Linked DNA regions of Homo sapiens: region 1 is linked to region 2. A link is a contact called in ENCODE POLR2A ChIA-PET data. All regions are on one chromosome and are shown on one strand. The core of a region is the stretch at or near the end of the contact, and the rest is flanking DNA. Distances in the headings are between cores, read along the strand shown.

Region 1 (3,034 bases), core at 356-2,855, 440 kb after region 2:
TTCTGGTCCTGAATTTACCAGCTGAACTTCTCCGTTTTGGACAAGCCCCTTCATTTCTCCATGCCTTAGTTTTCTCACTTATACAACCTATTTCAGAGGACTGTTGTGAAGATGGAATGACTTAAGGTAGGCGAAAGTTTTTTAAAAAGTAATAAATGAGGGGCCAGTGTAAGATAGTGTTATTTTCTTGTTAATTAATACTATGCTTTTCTTGTTCATATTATAATCTTTTGTATGAGGATGAAAGGCTAAATTATCCAATAACGGCCATGGGAGGATCTCAAGATGGGATGAGCTTTTAGGTTCTGAGATTTGAAGCAAAGATTGGTAAGGAGACAACACCATAGGATGGAAGAGCTTGTGTTTTAGTCTCAGAAAGACATGAATTTGAATGTTGACTGTGGCACTTGTTGGACCAAATTATTCAACTTCCCTGAGGCTGGGATTCCTTTTCTATAAAACAGGGATGAAAATCTCGTGTTTTGCAGGATAATTGTGAAAATTAGAGATAATGTATGTAAAATTCTTGGCAGGTAGCACACACCCTATATGTGGGAAGCACTGTTAAAACACTCAGGGACTTGGGTTGAAATGTCCCGACATTTGTCTTTTGCTCTGTAAAAAATAATCTCAACCGGGCGCGGTGGCTCAAGCCTGTAATCCCGCCACTTTGGGAGGACCAGACGGGCAGATTGCTTCATTCTAGGAGTTCAAGACCAAGGATCGCGGATTGCTTGAGTCTAGGAGTTCGAGACTAGCCTGGGCAACATGGCGAAACCCCATCACTACGAATAATAGAAACAAATTAGCACGGCGTGGTGGCGCGACTCTATAGTTCCAAGTACTCGGCAGGATGAGGTGGGAGGATTGCTTGAGCCCAGGAGGTGGAGGCTGCAGTGAGCCGAGATCGTGCCACTGCACTCCAGTCTGGGCAAAAGAGAGAGAACTTGTCTCAAACAAACAAAAAAATGGCCCGGCGCGGCGGTTCACGCCTGTAATCCTAGCACTTTGGGAGGCCGAGGCGGGAGGATCACTTGAGGTCAGGAGGTCGAGACCAGCCTGGCCAACATGGTGAAACCCTGTCTCTACTAAAAACAAAAAAGTTAGCCGGGCGTGGTGGCGGGCGCCTGTAATCCCAGCTACTCGGGAGGCTGAGGCAGGAGAATCGCTTGAACCCAGGAGGTGGAGGTTGCAGTGAGCCGAGATCGCGCCACTAACACTCCAGGATGGGCTACAGAGCGAGACTCCGTCTCAAAGGAAAACAAAAAACAAACAAAAAAAAGTCATCCTGGTAGTTAAAAGATTTGTTAAAAAGGATGTTGAAATTATTTTGTCACGGAGCCTGGGAGTGTTTGTTTAATCAGTTACCGATAAAGTTTTGGTTAAAAAAAAAAAACTCGGTTTGTTCCGTTTCAATAAAGCTTTGCTCAAACGGGGAGCTCCGGGAGCTCATCGCGAGACTCAGGTGAAACGCGTTTCTAGTTTGGGACCTGATCTCGCGTTGTTTGATAAGCAGGGGAATGAGGTGAAAGCGAAGCACGAAACATCGCGAGAGGCTACTGGACTCTCGCGACGATTTCTGGGATTGCCCCTCCCCCCTTCCCCAAGTGCCGTTTCGGTTTAATCTAGTGTGTGACTGGGTCTGTGTGAGGGAGAGAGTGTGTGTGGTGTGGAGGTGAAACGGAGGCAAGAAAGGGGGCTACCTCAGGAGCGAGGGACAAAGGGGGCGTGAGGCACCTAGGCCGCGGCACCCCGGCGACAGGAAGCCGTCCTGAACCGGGCTACCGGGTAGGGGAAGGGCCCGCGTAGTCCTCGCAGGGCCCCAGAGCTGGAGTCGGCTCCACAGCCCCGGGCCGTCGGCTTCTCACTTCCTGGACCTCCCCGGCGCCCGGGCCTGAGGACTGGCTCGGCGGAGGGAGAAGAGGAAACAGACTTGAGCAGCTCCCCGTTGTCTCGCAACTCCACTGCCGAGGAACTCTCATTTCTTCCCTCGCTCCTTCACCCCCCACCTCATGTAGAAGGGTGCTGAGGCGTCGGGAGGGAGGAGGAGCCTGGGCTACCGTCCCTGCCCTCCCCACCCCCTTCCCGGGGCGCTTTGGTGGGCGTGGAGTTGGGGTTGGGGGGGTGGGTGGGGGTTGCTTTTTGGAGTGCTGGGGAACTTTTTTCCCTTCTTCAGGTCAGGGGAAAGGGAATGCCCAATTCAGAGAGACATGGGGGCAAGAAGGACGGGAGTGGAGGAGCTTCTGGAACTTTGCAGCCGTCATCGGGAGGCGGCAGCTCTAACAGCAGAGAGCGTCACCGCTTGGTATCGAAGCACAAGCGGCATAAGTCCAAACACTCCAAAGACATGGGGTTGGTGACCCCCGAAGCAGCATCCCTGGGCACAGTTATCAAACCTTTGGTGGAGTATGATGATATCAGCTCTGATTCCGACACCTTCTCCGATGACATGGCCTTCAAACTAGACCGAAGGGAGAACGACGAACGTCGTGGATCAGATCGGAGCGACCGCCTGCACAAACATCGTCACCACCAGCACAGGCGTTCCCGGGACTTACTAAAAGCTAAACAGACCGAAAAAGAAAAAAGCCAAGAAGTCTCCAGCAAGTCGGGATCGATGAAGGACCGGATATCGGGAAGTTCAAAGCGTTCGAATGAGGAGACTGATGACTATGGGAAGGCGCAGGTAGCCAAAAGCAGCAGCAAGGAATCCAGGTCATCCAAGCTCCACAAGGAGAAGACCAGGAAAGAACGGGAGCTGAAGTCTGGGCACAAAGACCGGAGTAAAAGTCATCGAAAAAGGGAAACACCCAAAAGTTACAAAACAGTGGACAGCCCAAAACGGAGATCCAGGAGCCCCCACAGGAAGTGGTCTGACAGCTCCAAACAAGATGATAGCCCCTCGGGAGCTTCTTATGGCCAAGATTATGACCTTAGTCCCTCACGATCTCATACCTCGAGCAATTATGACTCCTACAAGAAAAGTCCTGGAAGTACCTCGAGAAGGCAGTCGGTCAGTCCCCCTTACAAGGAG
Region 2 (3,386 bases), core at 863-3,362:
TGTCTCCCTGAGTTCTGTGAACTGATTCAGCAAATTAATTGAACCCAAAGAGGGGTCATGGGAAGCCTAACTTGAAGCCTGTTGGCCAGAAGTTCTGGAGGCCTGGACTTGCGACTGGTGTGGGAGTGGGGCAGTCTTGGACACTGAGCCCCCAGCCTGTGGGATCTGACACTATCTCCATGTAGATAGTGTCAGAACAGAATTAGAGGACACCCAGCTGGTGTCCAGTCCTTGGTGTGTGGAGGCAAACCTCCACACACATGGTCACAGAAGCCTTCTGTGTTGATTGTTGTGGTGTGAGAGTAGAGGAAAAACATGGTTAGAGAGAGTTTGAGCTGGGAACCGTGGATATTACCTAATCTACATCATGACACCACATCCTGCTTACCCATGGATTAGGTTCACGTGGCTCATTGCTTTCATGTGATTTCTTTTTTTCTTTTCTTTTCTTTTTTTTTTTATTTGAGACAGAGTGTCACTCTGTTGCCCAGGCTGGAGTGCACTGGTGTGATCTCGGCTCACTGCAACCTCTGCTGCCTGGGTTCAAGTGATTCTTGTGCCTCAGCCTCCCAAGTAGCTGGGATTACAGGGGCCCACAACCATGCCTAGCTAATTTTTGTATTTTTAGTAGAGATGGGGTTTCACCATGTTGGTCCGGCTGGTCTTGAACTCCTGACCTCAGGTGATCCACCCACCTCGGTCTCCCAAAGGGCTGGGATTACAGGCGTGAGCCACTGCGCCAGCCTCTTGTGATTTCATCTTGCCTCACTGACTCCACAGTAAGCACTGTAAGTGCGACTAGTTCTTGTTTTCTGTATTTTCAGAACTGCTTTCCTGGGCCCAGGATAAGTGCCCAAGAAGCGTGTTTGGACTGACATCCTTGGGAATCCAACAATGGTTAAAGATAACCACTTCCTTTCTACCTGCTGATGTGGAGCACATATGAGGCGCTAAGCACCGCCTGCACCAGGCGAGCCATTCAGTAAATGTTAGCTCTTATTGTTCTCTTATTGGTGGTGGGCAGAGTTGAAGTTCTGATGAGATCTTCTCAGAAGGGTTACATTGCAGGGGGGCCTTGGAAAATCATTCAGGGCTCTGAGATTCAGTTTCCTTCATCCCTGAAATGGGATGCGAATTCCCCCCTTGCCAACCTCAAAGAACTAGTAGGATGGTGCAAAAGTAATTGTGGTTTTTGCCATTAAAAGCAATAGCAAAACTGCATTACTTTTGTACCACCATGCCCAGCTCATTTTTTGTATTTATTATTATTATTTTTTTTCCGAGACGGAATTTCACTCTTGTTGCCCAAGCTGGAGTGCAATGGCGTGATCTCGGCTCACTGCAACCTCTGCCTCCAGGGTTCAAGCGATTCTCCTGCCTCAGCCTCCCGAGTAGCTGGGATTACAGGCACCCACCAACACACCCGGCTAAATTTTTTTTAATTTTTACTAGAGACGGGGTTTCACCATGTTGGCCAGACTGCTCTCGAACTCCTGACCTCAGGTGATACACCCACCTCAGCCTCCCAAAGTGCTGGGATTTCAGGCGTGAGCTACCACGGCCAGCCTAATTTTTTGTATTTTAATATGATGATCAGATGAGATATTCTGAGAAAGTGTTTAGAAAACTAAGGGGATCCATCAATCTAAAGTATCATTAAACTTGCACTGAGCTCAGCATCATGCTTGGGCTTGGGCAGGGGGAGAGACCGCAGCGGGTGCCGGGACGGCCCCATCTCTGCATGCGCTCTGCTTGCCCTGCCTTTAAGACTTGAACGTGTGAAAGTGCCTTGAAAGCTGTAAAGTCCTATCCAAGGGATCCTTTTATGATGAGCAGGGGTGGAGGCGGGAGTGGGAGTATCAGCTATGCCAGACTGACGAGGAGCTTTGTTTTACTAGAGTGCAGGAAATACAACTGGTGCAAGAGACCTGCATTCATCCAGGTTCTTGTAATTGCTGGGTGTCAAATCCACACAGTTGCTTGAAAAGAAGAAACCAAGATGGAAGTAACAGAAACCACAGAGGTGGTTATGTCTTTTAATAATCAGACCCAAGGAGGAGAACTGAGAGAAAGCTTGAAGGAAACCTGCAGGAGCTTGTCTGCTTCTCTAAGGTCTCAAAGGCAGAACTACTTCCTCAAAAGGCCTTTTGGTAAATCACCATAAACAAAGGAAAGCGGAAATTCCTTTAAGCTTTTTGGTGCTTGATTCTAATCCACCCTGAGCCATGGTCCCAGGCCTCCTACGCTCCTTGCTCCTCCGATGTTTATATGACAGAAAGTTATTTTCCCCAGAAACTGACAATCTGGATTGCAAAGACCAGGCCAGGAAGGAATTTATTCCAGAAACACTTGCAGTGTCTGGCACTTTGCTCCCCATTTCCTCATTTTGTGTTGTTTGTTTATGCAGTGGAACTGCCTATGAGTCATATATTTGGGTGCTGAGGATGAAGAGTTAATTTGGATGAAGAGTTAATCCAGAGCAAGGTCACAACTCTCTTGAATTCTATGAAGGCTGAGAGGGGTGATGAAGCTTCAGAAGAAAAGTTTGAAGCTCGCAGAGGTTGGCTGAAGGAATGAAGCTGTCTCTGTAACATAAAGGTGTAAGGTGAAGCAGCAAGTGCTGATGGAGAAGCTGCAGCAAGTTGTCGAGAGATCTAGCTCAGATCACTGATGAAGGTGGCTACGCTCAACAACAGATTTTCAATGTGGATGAAACAACCTTCTATTGGAAGAAGATGCCAGCTAGGACTTTCATAACTAGAGAGAAGTCAATGCCTGGCTTCAAGGGATAGGCTGACCCTCTTGATAGGGGCAAATGCAGCTGGTGACTTTATAGTCTTTTACCTTTCTAGAAATCCTAGGGCCCTTAATAATCATGCTAAATTTACTCTGCCTGTGTTCTATAAATGGAACAACAAAGCCTGGATGTCAGCACATATTTATAGCATGGCTTAGCAAATATTTTAAGTTTACTGTTGAGACCTACTGCTTAGAAAAAAAGATTCTTTAAAAAATATTACTGCTCATTGACAATGCACTTGGTCATCCAAGAGCTCTGACGGAAATGTACAAGGAGATCAATGTTGTTTTCATGCCTGCTAACACAACATCTGTTCTACAGCCCATGGATCAAGGTGTAATTTCCACTTTCAAATCTTATTATTTCAGAAGTTCATTCTGTAAGGCTATTGCTGACATAGATGGTGCTTCCTCTTGGGTGGGCGCGGTGGCTCACGCCTGTAATCCCAGCACTTTGGGAGGCCGAGGCAGGCAGATCACGAGGTCAGGAAATCAAGACCATCCTGGCTAACATGGTGAAACCCCGTCTCTACTAAAAATACAAAAATTAGCTGGGCGTGGTGGTGAGTGCCTGTAATCCCAACTAC

What was found. ChIA-PET counts read pairs that join two places held with the same protein, here RNA polymerase II (POLR2A).
Region 1: POLR2A ChIA-PET joins it to region 2 with 12 read pairs in activated naive CD4-positive, alpha-beta T cell. The contact joins the promoter of CDK12 here to the enhancer-like site in region 2. POLR2A ChIA-PET finds 5 or more read pairs at or near these places in 3 of 52 experiments (A549, OCI-LY7 and activated naive CD4-positive, alpha-beta T cell).

What each region holds. Positions count from the first base shown.
Region 1 is chr17:39,459,881-39,462,914 of GRCh38, forward strand. CDK12 (cyclin dependent kinase 12) reads left to right here and starts at 1,606. Exons shown (of 14, transcript NM_016507.4): 1 at 1,606-3,034. The coding sequence starts at 2,192. RefSeq lists enhancers at 1,383-2,307, 1,668-1,717, 1,808-1,867, 2,033-3,034, 2,258-2,387.
Region 2 is chr17:39,016,604-39,019,989 of GRCh38, forward strand. All of the region lies in intron 1 of LOC105371767 (a long non-coding RNA gene), which reads right to left. Among named protein-coding and RNA genes, the nearest start is that of LINC02079, 8.8 kb to the right of the region's middle. Within about 2 kb of position 2,113, at least 2 of the 41 ENCODE cell types and tissues checked have a DNase peak (open chromatin) inside an H3K27ac peak, as active enhancers do.